Linked DNA regions of Homo sapiens: region 1 is linked to region 2. The links are chromatin loops, found by intact Hi-C in ENCODE. Cell type or tissue: PC-3. All regions are shown on one strand. Links, peaks and the distances in the headings refer to the core of each region. The heading gives the core; the rest is flanking DNA.

Region 1 (9,700 bases), core at 1,009-9,008, 50 kb before region 2:
TTGTGAATCCAAGGTTAAAGGTAGGTCTTATAAGGAAGCCAGTTTTATTCCATATATTGAGGAAAACTTTATAACGTCTAAAATTGTTCAACTTTGAAACTGCCAACATCATGAGTGCAGTGTGTATACCATCACTAGAGGCATAAAGGCAGGGTAGAACCCTAGTTGAAGATCTTAAACTATACTGCTTGTATGCTTCCTGTGGAGGATCAGATAGAAAATGTGGAATGCACTTTCACCAAAACTGTGAAGTGGGCAAACTGACTCTTGGAGAGGCCCACAGGAACAACAAGCCTAGTCGTTCTTGAGTGTTGACATGAAGAAAGTGCAGATATGGAAATAAAATAGAATATTTGGTGATATTTGCCTAATGGATACCGTTATTGTCATGATCAGTTCTTCACTGGTTTGTGGCTGTGGTCTTTATTTTCTGCTTAGGAAGCTGATCAATCTCACTATTGCTGAACACACTTCCAAGTTGTTCATTCAGTCCTTTTTATTTGCATTATATTTTTGGTTATTAATTTTCATCAACCGTAGTTTTTTTCTGGTTTTCTGAAATATAGGGACTTTCTGTTTTAACTTTGTATACCTAAGTTAATTTTGTAAATAGAAATGATAATGGTTTTAGGATGTTTAATGGATCGTGAGTGAATGAAAGTACTCTTTAAAGATATACCTATATAAGTCCACATGAAAGAGCCTTGGAAGTATGTAAATCTTTTTTTTTTTTTTTGAGACGGAGTCTCGCTCTGTCTCCCAGGCTGGAGTGCAGTGGCGCGATCTCAGCTCACTGCAAGCTCCGCCTCCCGGGTTCAAGCAATTCTCCTACCTCAGCCTCCCAGGTAGATGGGGTTACAGGCGCCCACCACCATGCCAGCTAATTTTTGGTATTATTGGTAGAGACAAGGTTTCACCATGTTGGCCGGGCTGGTCTCAAAGTCCTGACCTCAGGTGATCTGCCCACCTCGGCCTCTCAAAGTGCTGGGATTGCAGACATGACCCACCGCGCTTGCCCTGGAAGTATGTAAATCTTAAAGAACCTGAAAATATTAAGGTGTGAAATAAAGTTATATGAGAAAAATAGTCAGAAAGTTCTGTGTAGAGATATTCTAAAAAAAACCTGATCTTTCCTTGCTAAGTAAAAATGAGAAATTTAAATTGGAAATAAACTTTTTTGTCCACAAAGATTATGCTTATTATGATGAAATAATTCTTAAGAATTTCTAGATGTTATATCTTGAAGTATTATTATTTTTTATTTTTTTTTTGTTTTTTAGAGACAGGGTCTCCCTCTGTTGCTCAGGCTAGAGTGCAGTGGCACAGTCATAGTTCACTGTAACCTCAAATCCCTGGGCTCCAGCGATCTTCCTGCTTCCACCTCCTAAGTAGCTAGAACTATAAGCACACACCACCACATCCAGCTAATTTTTTATATTTTGTAGAGATAGGGCCTTGTTATGTTGCCCAGACTGTTCTTAAACTTCTGGCCTCAAGTGATCCTCCTTCCTTGGTCTCCCAAAGTGATGGAATTACAGGCGTGAGCCACTACAACCAGTTTTGAATATTTTATGTGGTAAATAGGATGCAAATACTGCCTTGTTTCAATTGGTTTCCTATAAGTTTAAGATACAGATGTATTGTCTCTGTGTAAATCTGTACCCAATTGCCTCAGATTTTTGCTGGTGACAAAGTCTTACAGTGCTTTAACTAAAATAGCTCACCTAAAACTAGGATCAGAAAAATATAGGATAGTAAGCCATTTTAAAAGTAATGGTTACAATAGAGACCTTGAGTTCCTGAATGACTGATAAATATAAAGGAAATACTGAAAATGAAATGACCTATAACCCTACAAGTGACACTGCCTAGACACACTTTTTAAGTGTATGATGAGGGCAGGAACTGTATGAGAAAGGAAAGCAGTCAGTTTTTCCTTTGAGGTCTAAAATTATGCTCTCCCACTGCAAAGTATGCCATCACTGTCACTTGGCTTCTCTTTTATTCTTTCCTCACCTTTATCTCTGGGTTTTTCTTTTTCCTTCATTCTCAATAAAAGTAGGAAGAGAATGGTATGGTCTCTGTCATGTGAAGAGAAATAATAATTTTTAAAGATTAGAAATATAATCTATTGTTTCAAAACTAACAGAAGAGAGGAAAGGAGGCTAAAGAGATACAGAAGGCCAAAATAAAGGGGTCAAGTAGGTGAGAGAGACATAAGGGGAAAAAAAGATGGTAGAAATGGGTTCAAATATATCAATAATAACAATAAATATCAACAAATTTTATCTTCCTGTTAAAAGACAGACTAAAATACTGGAAGGAAAAGAACTATAAAGTATAAAACATGATTGAAAGATAAAAGGATATCTGAATAAATGTATAGTTTATGTTAATGGGTCAATATTAATTAATGATTATCAGTTCATCTCCTAAAAAGTCTATAAATTTAATGGAATTCCAACAGGATTTTTATTGTTGTTTTCATGGAACCTGATAGGCTAATTACCTATAAAGTTCATATGAAAGAGCAAAAGCCCCAGAATCAAGAAGACAACTGTGAAGAAAAAGGAATAAAAACTTTCACTATTACATGTCATGATTTATTATAATGTAGGAATTACAACCTTGTAGTATTGTTGCTGTGATTGACAGTAGACTTAATAGAACATGTAACAAATCCAGAAATTAACCCAAGCTTGCAAAGAATCTGATATGACAGTGGTAGAATTCAAAATCAATGGGAAAGTATACCTAACTTAATAAATAGTGTTGTGATAATTGGTTATCTCTCAGAAAAAAAAATTAAAAAATAAAGATCTTTACTACACAGCAGACTCAAAAATAAATCGTAAATGTATTATCTGCCCAAGTGTAAAAAGTACAGCACTTAAACTTTTGGAAGAAAAGGTAGGAGAATATCACAATTTGGTAGAGAAGAATTTTTCAGACCCTACAACAAACCATAGAGGAAGCAACAGATAACATTTGTCTACATGTTTTATAGCCTACCATGTATCTGATGCTCATTCTGCATCAGGCATTATTCTAAGCAGTTTCAAACTAATTTGTTTCTGTTTCACAACCATCTTCATGACACAGGTACTGCTGTTATGTTCATTTCACCAATGAGAAACCTCAGGCTTAGAAATGTGAAATAACTTCCCAAAGTGGTCACACAGCTGCCAAGTAGCAAAGCTATATGGCAGTTGAGCTCCGGACATAGACCTTAATGTGCTATAATTTACACCTGTTATTTTAAATCCTCCTTGTTGAGATAGAATTTATATATAATAATTTCTATGTGTTTCATCAGATGTGTACACTCACATATCATCACCCTATCAAGATTCAGTTATTATCCACAGTGGTGGTTGAATGTCCATTTCTATTACATTCACCATTCCTGATAATAATTTTATCTCTCTCTATGTGAAAAGTATCTAAATTATTTAAAATATCCTCAGGATATAGAATTTTAAAAGCTAATTAGAAACTCATATTGCTGTTTTCTCAATTCCTTTCTAACTTGGGGCAAGGAAGGAGGGTGCAATGGGAGAAGCCAGCACTAGGATTGTTGCCCAGTGAGAGTAAAAAACGTCAACAGTTACATTGCTTAGATAACTAATAAAGTATAATAATCAGAAGATAAAAAGAATTCTTTAAAATCAGTAAGAAAAAAAATTAACCTAAAAAGAAAAGTGGACAAATGAACTGGTATCTCATAGAAGAGGAAACCAATGGCAACTAGACATATAAAAAGATAGACAAAACTCATTAGTTTTCAAGAAAATGTAAATTACAACCACATTGAAATTCCATTTCACACTTACTAGATTGCAAAAATTAAGAAGTCTGAAAATACCAAGTGTTGGCAAAGATGTGTACAGCAACAGGATCCTTTTCATGATGCCAGTAGGAGAGTAAGATGCTGGAACTGCTTTGGAAAACAATTTGGCCCTAACTTATAGTGTTAATCACTCACATACCCTATAACCCAGCAATCCCACAACTAGCTATGTACCATCAAAGAAATTTGGCATATGCATCAAAAGACATTTGCAAGGATATTTATAGGAAAATCCTTAAAGCAAAAGTCTATGAAAAATAATAGTTTACGTGGACAGAAGAATTGGTAAGTAAACATTGGTTTATGTACAAAATGGAATATTATACAACAGGAACTACTACTTAGAAGCCTCAACTTGGATGACCGTTAGGAAAGTTATAGTGTTTGTGTTTTGTTTTTTTTAAAGCAAGCCAGATATGATTACCTATGGTATGATAGCATTTTAAAGGCCCTACCATAGGCAAAACTGAACAATGTATAGTTTAGTAATGTATACATACACACATATATATATTTAGCAAGTCTATTTTTCAGAAAAGACAATAATGATAAATTATAGGATAGGGGTTAGCTCTGAGAGTCTGGGAGAGGAGAGGGATCTGGAACAATGATATTTGATATTCTGCTTCTTAAGTTGGATGCCGGATTCACTGGGCTCATTTTACTGTGTGTGCTTCATAACTTAGAAGTGTGTGTCATATATTCTTTTCCTTTAATCAATGATTACATTAAAAACATGTTTAACACTTGCAGTGAGTCAGGACCAAGATATCTACAGTAACTAAAGGGGCGAGCTTAGAGAAGCAGGGAGCAGGTAGCAACGGAAAGGAGAGGCTGATCCTGTCCCAGCCCATATGCTTCTTCCTGGTGTAGAGGCCAGTTTCAGTGCTGAGCCAGGCCACAGATGGAGGCAGGGAAGGGGCTGCACCTGTCATGATGAGTATGTGAACAGAAGGCCAGAACCTCTATGAAATCGCCAGGCAGGCTGTCTCTTGTCCTTTCTTTTTCTCAAAGCTGGTATGAATCCAAAGAAGAATGTCCAATTTCTTATTTACCCAAGGGATTTTTGAGGTTCTGGAGGTACATACATAGATAGCCACTTAAAAGCTTTCTTCCCCCCCCGACCCCCATTGATTTCTTGTCTATTCAGATAACAGTTGTTTTCTTGTCTATTCATTTGATACATGGGATATTGCTATAAAAAGAAAATGTCTAAAAAATGTGTAAATTAATGTGCCTGCACTATAGCTCCTTCCAGTTTAAGACAGGCCTAAGAGATAGTGTTGATATTGAAATGTAGAATAATATTCTTCACTCCACAGCTTCTGCTTCTTATTTTTCATGATATTTCTTGCCTATTTTGTTAGTTTAGCCTATCAAAAATGTCACATTGCTTGAAACTCCCTAATACCTACATAAGAGTAATTTAAATTTTTGAGTGATATTTCACAGCAATTCCCCATAATTAGTAAGAAAATAACATTAGCCCAGAATCTGGATGGTTCTAAACCTATCAGTGGGAGATAACATCTAATATTAACATTTTATACTTGATGTGCAGCTCTGATTCTTGATGCACACAGAGTGTCATTTATATAAGACGAGGAAAACGGGCCGGGTGCGGTGGCTCACATGTATAATCCTGGCACTTTGGGAGGCCAAGGCGGGCGGATCACCTGATGTCAGGAGTTCAAGATCAGCCTGGCCAACATGGCAAAACCCTGTCTCTACTAAAAATACAAAAATTAGCTGGATGTGGTGGCACGTGCCTGTAATCCCAGATACTCGGGAGGCTGAGGCAGGAGAATCGCTTGAACCCAGGAAGCAGAGGTTGCCGTGAGCCAAGATCAAGCCACTACACTCCAGCCTGGGCGACAGAGCGAGACTCCATCTCAAAAAAATAAATAAATAAATAAAGATGAGGAAAATGAACATTATTAAATGGTGAATTTTCCATGTGTGTTTTCCATGTGGTCAACATTGCTGTGGGGGTGATCTGGCTAAGACATCTGTCACCTACTGATAGCCAGGATTTATTTGGCCTGTGAGACTATCCCCTTGCTTCCTTGTCATTCCATGTGCTGTGCTCACTTGATCAGTAGAGGACATTCACAGCCTCACTGCCCCTCAAGAACATAACCGTGAGACATTAGCTAGTAGATTTGCAGATCTGTTCACAAAGATTTCTAGTTAAAGAATGCAAAGTAACTAAATTTACTAGATTTCACTTCAAAAGTTATCTATACCTATACTGCACTCCTACAGTTGCCCGAAATACCAACAGATTGCCAACTTTAGGTTAAATAACACTTTTTTTTTTTGTATGAAGAATGCTAGTCTACAGATGGGCCCTGAAATCAGTGGCCATTTACTTCTTTTACTCCTAACCAGATTCTTGTTTAACTATAGGTTTATTAGGGTCTTATGTTTTGGTAACATTTAATCTGTCAAACCAATCCTAAAACTTTCTGATAAACAGGCAAAATTTTCTAACCATACTGACCCTTTGAATTTTGTAAGATGGGGTAATTTAAAATTATAGCTTTGAGCCAGAAGAGCAGTTTTATAGCTTTACCAATGTTGGAAATTGATGCTGTCATTTAATTTGAGAAACATGGTTGATAGACCATATATTTTTCATGTAACTTTAAGCTCTTAGAAAATCTTAAGAATCCAGGTACAGTGGTGTGTACCTATGGTCACAGCTACTCAGGAGGCTGAGGTGGGAGTATTTCTTGAGCCTAGCAGTTCGAGATCAGCCTGGGCAACATAGCAAGACCCCATCTCTTTAAAAAAATGTTAAAATTATGTTCACTGTTACTGAACACATGATAAATTAAGATTATCCATTGTCATAGAGACGCTTTGGGTTCTTCATTTAGAATTAGAGCTTACAAAGTATTATACCATATTTAAAAGCTTTAAAAACCCTTTCTCAGACTTCATTGCCAAAGATTCTGATTTAACTGATTTGGGATGGCACCTGGACATACTTTTTTTCTTAAAAAAACTCTCCAGGTGATTGGGTTTGAAAAACATTACACTAGAGGATATGAGAGAAAACCTGGTGATGATTTTTTGAGAAATAGTAGTGTAGTGTCAGGAAACGGTCACAGAGCTGAGCTGCCAAATACTGTTACCATTTTAAAACGCAACAAAAATTGTAAAATATTCTCAGTTCGATTTTCAGTGACTTTATGATATTAAAACAAGAAAATTTGAGTATCTAAAAATTATCTGAAGCTTAACAGTAAGCAACATTAGTGGCCTATAAGGAAGTGATTTTTCTAGACAAACTTGATTGGTCTTTTAAGATTGAATTACAGAAGTATTAGGAGAAAAGAATGTAATAGAGGGACTGTCTGGATTTTATTACAACATTCTCTACAGTACCTCATGAAATTCAACTTGGAAATGCAATTTATATTTCCAGTTAGTATGAGAACAAAGTCTAGCAAACAGCAAAATAACATATTTGTGAGATGGCTGTACAGCACATTTGTAGCAATACACATTTAAGCTGCCTTGAAAAGATCATTTGTAAAATTTGTCAGTGTGGAGCTTTATGTTTGTTTTTAATTAAAATCATTTCATGCCTTTTAATGTATCCACAGTATTAAGACTGTAAACTAGAATGTGTTCTACATCTTGGTTAAAAAATAATATGTAATAAAAATCTGAAAAGGATGGGGAAGGGAGAAGGGAGGAAGGAAGCTTGAGGGCAAATTTTATCTACCATAGCAGAAAGACAGATGCTTTTTAGAATTGGAACACCAGCCTTTCATAATCCTTTTCTTAAAAGATTATGTTGGACCCTGACATTTCTACCGGTTAAGTACAATTTATTTATTCCTTCAGTTTTACTTATCACCTGTTAAATTTAAGCAAAATGTAATTTAAAGGTTTTTTGTTTTGTTTTGTTTTTTTAAATAGACAAGGTCTCACTCTGTCTCCTAGGCTGATGGCAAACTCCTGGTTTCTAGCCATCCTCCCACCTCAGCCTCCCAAAGTGCTGAGACAACAGGCATACACCACCATGCCCAGCTTAAGGATTTTTATTTTAAGTGACATATATTTTTAAGATCCCATTTCTATGTAGTCTATCAATCTTCTTTCTCTACTAATAATATGAAATTAGATAATCAAATGTTATCATTGATTATTTCTGGGCAGTGGATCTAGGGGAGAGTTTTAGATTTCTTTATTCTTTCTGGCAGTGTTTCTATAATAAATATGAATCATCTCTACTAAAAGCATTTATTTTAAGCCATAAAACATGTTACTTTTTAAACAAATAAAATAATTTAAATTGAAGACTAGTTCTAATTCATCTTCCCTCAGAATTATCAATACCTTTATTTTATAGTCTCAATTTTTCATATCAACCATGATTAAAATCTTTAAGTGCTGGCCGTAGAATGGCGTATGTCTACAAAACAAGCTGAAATATTAGCATGTGTCTAACCGTATGACCTTAACCTTTAAAAGTTATTTCTAGGAGGATAGGGGTGTGATTGACTCTTTTCAGATGGTTCATATAGTTCTAGATTTTCCATAGAACCCTAGAATTTGCTTACTAGGTACAATTCATTTTTCTTAAATAATCAGATGAAAATGAGACAGTACAAAAGGATAAAGTTTCCATCTATTCTATATTAGGACAAAAACAAAGTGGTAGCATTTAAACCCAAATAAGCAGTGTATATTAGCTACAGAAGTATAACCATCTACCAGTATACAATTTGCTGAACAGAAATTGATGACCTTTGTTCTAACATACTTATTCTATCCAGAGAAGTTTTTTTTTTGAAGGTTAATAAACTCTCCAGTTATATTAACGAAAGAACTGAGTACTTAGTTTGTTATTTAAAGGTCAACCAGTAGCATTTTACGTGCAGTTTAAATTCTTCAAAATCTGATAATAAAGATATCTCAACAAAGGATAGGCAATATTTCTTTTTTCCATTTAAAGTGGCCCTGCCCGTAGCAATGGGATAAAAGCAATATTAAATTCCTTCTTCCAGCCAACTTTGAAATTGTTTTTATGAAATTATAACAACTTTTAGAATTCACATTTTTCCATTTTTATGCATAAGGTAAAACTTACTAATATTTCTATGTCATATTACTTCTAGTTTACAGAATTGAGAGCTTCATAAAATGCAAAACACATCATTATCCTAATTCATTATCCTAATTAGAGTTGGTATAAGTGACATCACTACTTCTTTTTGTTTTTGTTTTTGTTTTTTTTTTTTGAGACAGAGTCTCACTCTGTTGCCCAGGCTGGGGTGCAGTGGCATGATTTCAGCTCACTGCAACCTCCACCTCCCAGGTTCAAGCGATCCTCCTGCTTCAGCCCCACTAGTAGCTGGGATTACAGGCATGCACACCATGCCTGGCTAATTTTTGTATTTTTAATAGAGACAGGGTTCCCATGCTGGCCAGTTGGTCTCGAACTCCTGACCTCAGGTGATCCACCCGCCTCTGTCTCCCAAAGTGCTGGGATTACAGGCGTGAGCCACCACACCCACCCAACATCACTAATTCTAAGTAGTTGTATGACTTTACTGCATCTCTAAAATGAGGACACATCTGTTCTTCATTAACTCACAGACATTGCTGAAAGGCACAAATGTGATATTCTGTATAAATATCCTTTATATCCTTATGATACAAAGAACTATATTATCTACAAAGAAGTATATTATCTATATAAATTTTGTATCAACTATACAAATACAGCACTATATTACCACTCCTTGTTCCTTTAAAACAATCCATTTGCATTACAGCAAGGCACTAATCAGTATTTCAGACTCGCAACCCTTTTGTAAGAACATTATTAGA
Region 2 (9,700 bases), core at 1,179-9,178:
GCCATTCTCCTGCCTCAGCCTCTGCCTCCCAAGTAGCTGGGACTACAGGCGCCCACCACCACACCCAGCTAATTTTTTGTATTTTTAGTAGAGACGGAGTTTCACTGTGTTAGCCAGGATGGTGTTGATCACCTGACCTCATGATCCGCCCACCTCAGCCTCCCAAAGTGCTGGGACTACAGGCGTCAGCCACGGTGCCTGGCCCCCGGAGTTTTTTTTCTATCAGTCTTTGCTTTCTCAGGAAGACCATGTGGTCCTACTATTATAAGGGCCAGTTCTTGACATTTAAATACTTACTGTATGTTTAAAGTATGCTGTCAAACCTACTATAAAGCAACAGTAGTATATAGGGGCTGTTATGTTCCCTAAAGAATGGAATTTTTCATTTACTAAGTCAGCCATAGCCTTGCCAGACACCTAGAGAATGAAGCATCTCTTTTGGTGGCTCGGTTAATGTCCTTTGTGGAAGGAGCCAGATGGAGTCGACTGTGTGAAGTTAGATAAGGCCTAGGTGCCTAAGAAGTGGGACCAAGACCAAGAGAAAGAAGGAAGTAGGATGACAGTTTGGTATGGGAACTAAGATAACCAGTAGGATGGCTGTGTAGTCCAGTCTATATTTGAATAGTCTTTTTTCCCATGCTAAAATCCCGAGAAATTCTGTGTGGTCCTGTTAAAAGGGAACTGTGTCTCTTACAAATGCTTATTATCCCAAATAAATCAATAGAACTTTAAATAATATAAAAAGTGAAGTATGAATTCTCAGCCAGTGTTGATGGAGAGAGTTATTTTGGGACTGAGAAGTCATTCCTTCCTAAATTCTGCTCCTGGGAACAGTTCCCTTAAGCAGTTCCTGATTTTTGCATCTTTAACACTTCTTTTAAATTAATTATCATCTAATTTTTTAACATATCTGTACTTTCCCATCTCTCAAGTTTCTTAGACTCTACTGAGGTCAGGGTTGAGATATATAAGGCTTCTCTGATTCAAGGGCACTGGGGAAGACCAGTGCAATGTTGCGACAGAGGTATCCATTTCTATATACAGTCGGCCCCATTTTAACTCACTGTAACACCAGATACATTTATATAATGTGAGGCTTTCTCCTTCAGAGCAACAGGATATTCTGTGAGGTATTTGGCAGTGATAATTAGAAACTGCAGGTAAACAATGTTGCTGCCAGTTCCGCATCTGAAAGTAGAACTCCCAAGTCATTGGTGTACTGGGGAGGTGCTGACAGTTAAAACCTGCTTAGATGGGCATGGGGGGAGAAGTACCCCAAAGTTGAGGGAGCTCACATCAATCCTAAGCTAACATATTCACCCCCAACACATGCCCCATCTTTTTAAAAAAAAAAAAAAAAAAAACTATTTTCAGCCACAGTCTCTAGTCACTTTGGATTTAACTTCAAATAGCTTTTTTTCAACCATGCCTCTAACTTGGCACAGCTCTGAGAAAAAATCCCGTAACCAAGCCATCTGGGTTGGATAAAACAGGGAGCTTTTCTATTTGATTTCTCACATTTTGTTCCTCTTTGTTTTTAATGATGGAGTGGGGGGGGAATCATTATGAAGTAACCAAATTATTGGATAAGTTAGTGAATCGGGAATAGATCTTTTCAACTCTATACTGTCTCTAAAAAAATCTGTATCAGAGGATCTCTCTGTTGTCTCTGAAATGTGGTGTAGAATGAATGTTTTGGGTGAATTGACTTGAGTGGGTAACAAGTAATGGTCAGAAAATAAAGTTCTCATTGGGTGGTCTGAAATTCAGCAGTGTTTATTTCTTTTTAGACTCAGCAGAGATTTTTTTTTTCCAGTGAAGCATATTTTAACATGTTATGCTCTGGATTTACTTAGTATGGTTTTAAGTGAATCATTAGGCATGTGTGATTTTTCATTTTTTCTTAAAGACCAGCATTAATAGCTTCATAATTCAAAGAGTCTGTAATTAAGAGAGTTTGAAGAGTTGTTTAAACTCTGTTAACTTTGAAAAAATAGGCTATTTTATATGTGATAAACTGCTGCTTGCAGTTCAGAGTTACTTGTTGGGATTGTGTATCAATTCAGACCTTAAAATGTAAGAGTGGAAGCCATCCTCTGTGCTTGCTTTCCAGGCACAGGGTGCTAGGTACTGAGAATATGAAGATGAACAAGGCACTTTTGATCCCTATTTGTTGTTACAGTCAAATGGCAGGGGTGGTTGTTACATAAACCAACCATATGGATATGTTACAAAGGAAAAGTACGGTACACAGAGATTATATATGATCTCTGGAAGGAGTCAGGGTAATTAGGAAAGGCTTTCTTTTGGAAGTAAAGAAATTTTATTTATACAAGGCAGTGAATAATATGTAATGTAATAAAATACTAGTAGTTATATATTAAATCAGACATTGTGCTGGTAATCACCTATTCTTATCCTTCTATGTTATACTAATCCCCCCATGAAAGCTTTGTGGGTGTAGGAAAACCTTGACATCAAGGTTTATGACTATCTCATGTCAAAGGTTTTGTTTGTAGTAGGCCCTAAGTAATGTTTATCAAATTAATATATCACATTTTTTCTTTTTATTATACAAGTGTAAATTATTACAATTATAACATTTAACTTTATCATTGCTATCATAATGTCTCACTGGTCATAGCATAACAAGTTATATAAAGGTATCATTTAAGAAAAATACTTTGAAGTTAATATGCCATTACTGCTATTATCTATGGCTCTTATAAATCTACAGCAGTGTACCTCCAACCATACCATATTTCCTTGTATACTTGGGGCCTGGGTATTGTTCTCAATTTCTGTGATGGAAATCCTGAGGATCATTTTACAATTGCAGCTTACTTTTTGTTTGCTTTATTTGTTTATCCTGGGATCTAAATCAATTTCATAAAAGTTTTCTCTAAGAATGTAAATCATAGAATCTTGTTTTATTGAAAATGTTAAGAGATCATGAAATGAAGCTAACTCTTCATTTGGCATTAGGGTAGGTAAATGCATACCTATTAAATGAAGCATGGTTTTCTTGATAGTAAATTTAGCCTAGGAGTATGTTCATTTTACAGTATTCACTCCAGCTTTAAATATCCTCTAATTCCTTTGAGAGAGTGAAGCTAAGAACTCTATCACATGACCGTCTGGATTTCTGAAATGCTAAGTCTTTATAAAAGCCTTATGGATTTGAGTAATAATAAAGCAAGTGCTGGCTTGTTAAGTAGGCTAATCTGATCCATGCACTATATAAATCAGAATGTAATTTTAAATACTATGACTTTATATCGCAGATGACTCCATATTCTTCAAAAGAACTTGCCTAATTATAAGAGCATATTTCCTTGGAAAATCAATTTCTTTTGATTTTTAAATGACTTTAAGATTCCATTTGAGGATTATTTTACTTATATATTTTTATTTTAAATGAAAATATTCATCACATTTCTTTAGTCACAAAAAATATAGTAGGTAAAGTGCTCCAGTAGTGAAAATGATTGCCATTTCATTGTGACCACTTTCAAGAGAAGTTTATTACCAAATAATTAGAAAAAAAATGGAAATTATAATCTCACTTGTTAAGTTAACCCAGTTCATTCGTTCTTTTTTTAAAAAATTAATTTTTTATGGTAGGGGTAGAGATGGGGTCTTGCTGTGTTGCCCAGGCTGGTCTGGAACTCCTGTGCTCAAGCAATCCTCCCACCTAAACCTCCCAAAGTGCTGGGATTAAAAGCATGAGCCACGACACCCGGCTTATTAATTCTTTTAATAAGTATTTTTGAGCTTCTGTTTTGTGCCAGGTACTGTACAAGGCATTAGATACACTCTTGGCAAAGAAAACAAAGTAAGCAAAATAAAACATCAAACATCTTTGTTTATAGAGTTTTCCTACTGACGTTTATGCATGTTTTTTTTTTTTTTGCATTTTATTCACTGGCCTCCCACTCAGAATATATTTACTTGAAATATTGTGCCTATTTCTAACAAGTTCATTTATCTGATTTCTTGGCCTATTGAAAGTAGAAGAGGATTGCTGCTGAAACCATGTAGACTGAATGCAGATGATAGCTAACAAATTCACACAGACTTCACACTTGCCAAGGGATCACAATAATAATTTAAAATGGTATTCCTCTAGCTCTGCCTCTGTCTGCTGCATGAGAACATCAATCCTTCCTACCCTTCATTTCTTTCCAAAATACTTCCCTGAGGATATCTCAACCACAGTTGCTTAAAATGTGGTCCCCTTCTCCATTTCTCAATCATTGTAGCACTGTCACGACCAGTCCGGGCATTAGCCCTGCCACAGATGGCAGCTAATAGTACTATGACCAGTGCCTAACTAATTCTGGAACCACTGCTGCTGTGGCCTTGCTCTCTCATTATTACAGAGATTAGTGTAACCTCTTATACTGCGGTAGGCTAAGCCGCTATGATCATAGTATGTAACAATAATGCAATGACTGAAGAACTATAGAAATCTATTTCTTTTTCACATAAAAGTCCTGGTTAGGTGCTCATTTCATCAAGAAGTTCTCCCCACACAACTATTAATATTTGAAAACTCAGATTCTACCCATCTTCAACACATAGCTTCCAAGGGTGCTCTGCTCCCTGCCATCCCAGCCAGTAGGAAGGAAGAGCAAGTGGAAGAGACACCCCCACTTCTCAAAAGCCTCACCTCATATTCTTTTGGTGAGAACTCAACAGATTCCTCATCTACCTGCAAAGAGGGGCTGAGGAACCCAGGCCCTGGCTCAGCCATTTTCTAGCCACACTCTGTCATTCTACCTTTTATGGACAGCAGTACATCATATCCATACTTCTCTTGTTTCATTGTCCTAGACTTTTCATACTTGTTTCATTGTCCTAGACCTTTCATTATAGCCCTTGCACCAGCACCCAGAACTGGTGAAGGCACCATTGGTCATAGTCTGTTCCAGGTCTTCCCTAGACAGCTCCCTTTCCCATCCTTAAAAACATCTTTTCTAAACATTTACTGCTGTTGTGAAATCCACTCACCTTCCCACTCATGTCCAGCCTTAACAGCTAATATGCCGCCTACTGCAGAGTAAAGGTAGAGGGCCTAACCCATGAACCCTTCAACTCTCTTCTGGACACAGCCACTCTTTTCTTCCTTTCTATCTGTCCCAGAGGAAGAGGTATCCCTGCTTCTTTCTTGAGCCCACTCTTTTCCCTCTGTGTTCCTAATCTTATTCTTGTCTATCTCATCCAGGATCTTGTTCCATTAAATATTCCTGCTTTCTCATAATTTGAATCTCATTATCTCTCCAGTATAACGTTAAATCCTTGAGAACATAAACATGCTTTCGTGTTGCTTCATGCTATTTTTTATTCCTTCTCCTTAAAAAAAAAAGATATCTTAAAAGATTAATTTATATGTACTCATCATGTTTTTACCTCCTATCTACTTTCTAGCCTTTTGCAGTTCTTACCAAAAGGAACACATTAAGCTATGTGCATTCCCACATTCATTCACCAATCCATCAACATACATTTATTTACACCTTTTATGCCAGGCACAGATGATTCATCAGTGATCAAAATAAAAGTCTTTGTCATCATGGGGTTTACATTCTACTAGGGAAAAAGCAGAGGAAGAGGGGAAAGCAAATATTTGTTAGATGTGCTTATGATATGTGATACATGCTAAAGAGAAAAATAAAGCAGAATAAGGAAGTTAGGATTTTGATATTTTAAAGAGGGTAGTCAGGAAACGCCTCTCTGATAGGAGATATTCGAACACAGACCTGAAGCAAGTGAGCAAGCTCTTCACATGGATAACTGGGGGAAATGCATTTTAGACAAGGAAACAGCATGCAAAAGGCCTCGAGGCAGGAGCATATCAGCACATACCAGGGCCAGTAAAAGAGCAGGTGTGGCTGAAGCAGAACAGAACAGGAGGTGCAGTAGCAGGTGAGGGCAGAGAGATTGCTGGAGCCACGTAGATACACAGGGCTTTCCAGGCTATAGTAAGCAATGATTGGGAACCATGGGAGGGGTTTGAGCAGAGGAATGGCATGATTTGGCTTCTGTTTTAAGTAGGCACCCTGACTGTTGTATGCAGAATAGAGTCAAAAAAATGGAGTGACCAGTTAGGATGCCACTGAAATAATCCAGACAGGAGGTGATGGTCATTTGAGCTGACGAGGTAATGAAAAATGATTTCTATTCTGGGTGTTTCAAAGGGCTAACAGGTTTAGTAGTGCTGGAACCTTCTATTTTCCCCTCCAGTGGAGCTTTTCCTCCACTCTCCATACTTCTCTGCCCGGCTGCTTATGGCCCAGGAGACTGGTCTATACAGGCTGGATCATCTCTGGCCTCCTTTGGGTTTGGCCCATGAGAGGCCCCTGCACAAGATCAGAAGACAGGAAAAGCATGAGGTCACAATATTTGTTCTCCTAGCCCCCTCACTGCCACCACCAGTTAGCTGTGACCGTGGCTCTCACCTGCTTACCATCTTTGGGTTCCAGGAAGCCTTTTCCTCCCCTACCTCCTTCTCACCTAGATATAATACCAGTTCCTGCAGTGGCTTGCTCAGGGGCACGCCACTATACTTTATTGGTGTTCTTGAACCTTGCACACAGATTTATAAATAATCCCTTTAGTAAGCTTTCCTCCAAATATTGGGATTTTGACCCATACTGGGAGCTAGGACGTCTAATGTACTAAGAACAGCAGAACATCTTTTTTTTTTTTTTTTTTTTTTTTTTGGAAACGGAGTCTTGCTCTGTTGCCCATGTTGGAGTATAGTGTCATGATCTCACCTCACTGCAGCTTCCACCTCCTGGGTTCAAGCGATTCTCCTGCCTCAGCCTCCCAAGTAGCTGGGATTACAGACACGCACTACCATGCCCGGCTAATTTTTGTATTTTTAGTAGAGAGGGGGTTTCACCATGTTGGCCAGGCTGGTCTGGAACTCCTGACCTCAAGTGATCCGCCCACCTCAGCCTCCCAAAGTGCCAAGATTACAGGCGTGAGCCACCGCACCTGGCCCAGAACATCTTTTTAAATTAGGGACGGGATCTCATTATATTGCCCAGGCTGGCCTCGAATTCCTGGGCCAAAGCAGTTCTCCACCTCAGCTTCCCATGTAGCTTGAACTACAGGTGCACTCACGCATTTTAAAAATCATGGTTATTTACTTGTTTTTCTGCCCAGTGAAATGTTGAATCCTTGAGAATGGAACTATCATGTTTATGTTTCTATTCCCATGCCATGAGGCAGGTAGGATTTGCTTACAGTTGAATCAGTGAGTGTTATTTTTAATGTTGCCACCTGAGTCCTCAAGAATTGACTAAATTATGTTTTACATGAAAGATTAATGAAAAGGAGGGTATATGTGCATGTGTCCCCATCTTAGTGCTTATAGGTGTAAACTTCACCTTGTTGGATAATTAAGTTCTCTGGGATCAAGGAAATTTTTTTTTTTTCCTTGACTTGTGTATAGTTATCGACTAGGCTACATAGAAGGGAGGTGCAGAATATTCAGGCAATTCCTATGTTATGTGAGCCTCCTATAATACAAGCCCCCTTTCTGAAAATGAACTGTCATCTGGGTTGAAATTGTGCACCACTGGGAATGGGGGACTTGTAGATTGACAAGGGCCAAAGGGACTTTTAAGGAAATATTGGGTATAGCTTTCTCATTATTCATTGTTCTTGTGAAGATATCTAAACAACAGTTTGTTGATTTTACCAATTGTTTCCGAACTGGAAAGAAATACGATTTGTTCTCACTTCCCCGATAATATATTTCTATCAATAAAGTTAGTAACCTTTTTTCCCAGTAGCTTAAAAGGTGATTTGTGATTTATTAAAGTCACTTGATAAATTACTGACTTCTATTTACATATTTTAACAGCAATTCTTTATATTATATTTGGTTACATATGTTTATAAGATAGTGTATTGGTTTCCTTTCAATTTTTTGGTATTAATACTACATTCTGTTATCAATGTTTTTTGTTGATCTAAAGAATATTTCCTTTATCTTCACATACATTTAGGTTTTGTGTTTTTGTTTTTGTTTTTTTTTTTTTTGACCTTGACTTCTTTCTGCTATTTCTTTTGAGCAAAACCTTAAACAGCAGGCTGAATGGCCTTGAGGTGTAGTTTTAATAAAAGCATCACTGAGTAATCATTTGGTATAAACTCCCAACCAAATACATTAATGGAAAAAAAGAAAGCAATATATTTTCAAGGTTAACTTTCTTTATGGTTGCTTCCATGAATAATACATGGTCATTGAATTTATTTAATTTTTGCCTGTATTCAACTATATTTAAGGTTCATATTTCTGATGAGAACAAAAAAAATCATAGGTTCAAGAGACCAAATTGTCAAAGAATTTATTAATTAAAGACAAATTAAAGCCATGGGGTTTGCATATGTAGAACTGTAGTCAATTCACCAGGAAAATGCCTAGAAATACCCTATTGATTAGATAGTTTGCTGTTGGGTATTTAACTAAAAGTTGAAGCCTTTTCTCTCTCTTTTATTTTTGACACTATTAAATATTCTCACAACCTAAACAGATAATTTTTACTTTCTTAGGAAAAAACATATATTTTAAAGCACATATTTATTTTGTGAGTTTTAAAATTAATTTGATGACTTCATCTGAAAATTGAATAAGCACTTAACTGAAGCACAGCTACTTTTGAAATCTTCAGAATGTGCAGCAGCTCTAATTCATTCCACAATTCGTCATTCAGGGAATGTCAGCAAATGGCTACCGTCTGTACAGTCCTTTTGCCTCTACTCAACCCTATTAACAAGTAAATTAAAACAATTTGTGGAGCATTACTTATAGTTGTTATCCCCTTGGAAGATCACAACCATCAACACAGTTGTAAAATAATGAAAACGTGAAATAATGAAAAATAGAAAGTAGTTACTTAAATGCTTTTATTTTTCTGTGAATTTATTAAATTTTCTGTGAAGTGAGCCATATTTCACTTAAGCCTCCACTTTCCTGGGAAAGGAGGTGATAATATGTACACTGAGGTCTCTGTGCTGAGTACTGGAGAGGGAGAGAGCCAGGAAATCCTAGAGAACTGGAGAGACTGGTCTGATGGCAGCCGCTTGTTTAAAAAGCTGCATCCTTTGGGCTTCAAGGTGGACTGTTCCTCCTTCAGCCATTTCCTAGTGCAGTGATCTTGAGCAACTTATTGATTTTGGCCCTTTGTAAAATGAGAGGAGTTCACCATATTACTTATTTTCAAACCCTTCTCATAGAACACAAGGGTTTCTTAGAGTCTCCCCAAGAGTCTAGGGCAGTATAAATGAGAGACTCAGCCAGAACAGTTTCTCTTGTAATGTATTTACAGGGTTTTTTGTTTTTTGTTTTCGGTAAAGGGTTGTTTAGTTTAAAAAAGCATGATGATTCCCCAAATCCCTGCTAGCTTAACAAAAAAGCACACGGTTCAGTTTGTAGTCATTTTTTCCTTCGTTTCTTTTTAGGAGGGAGGCCTATAGTCAGGATTGACTCTAAAAGATAACCTTATGGGCCGGGCGCGGTGGCTCATGCCTGTAATCCCAGCACTTTGGGAGGCTGAGGCAGGCAGATTGTCTGAGGTCAGGAGTTCGAGACCAGTCTGGCCAACATGGTGAAACCCCGTCTCTACTAAAAATACAAAAAAATTAGCCAGGCATGGTGGCGTGCGCCTGTAATCCCAGCTACTCA

The links. Hi-C counts contacts between places; a loop is a spot of excess contacts. Peaks named below come from ENCODE experiments on the same cell type or tissue, not always from the same donor. Only the 100,000 strongest peaks of a DNase experiment are listed, where the experiment ranks them.
Region 1: a loop joins it to region 2, with 4 times the contacts of the local background. A loop is called at or near these places in 13 of 110 quality-filtered maps.

Annotation. Positions count from the first base shown.
Region 1 is chr10:63,532,990-63,542,689 of GRCh38, forward strand. All of the region lies in intron 1 of REEP3 (receptor accessory protein 3), which reads left to right. Among named protein-coding and RNA genes, the nearest start is that of REEP3, 16 kb to the left of the region's middle. In PC-3, for the core only: no CTCF peak of the experiment used is centred there; no DNase peak of the experiment used is centred there.
Region 2 is chr10:63,583,087-63,592,786 of GRCh38, forward strand. The region is part of intron 2 of REEP3 (receptor accessory protein 3); the gene reads left to right. It overlaps LOC105378329 (a long non-coding RNA gene), which reads right to left. Exons shown (of 4, transcript XR_001747467.3): 4 at 8,696-8,782. Among named protein-coding and RNA genes, the nearest start is that of REEP3, 67 kb to the left of the region's middle. RefSeq lists a silencer at 5,723-6,017. In PC-3, for the core only: no CTCF peak of the experiment used is centred there; a DNase peak (open chromatin) is centred at 5,555; H3K4me3 peaks cover 331 bases; H3K27ac peaks cover 1,404 bases.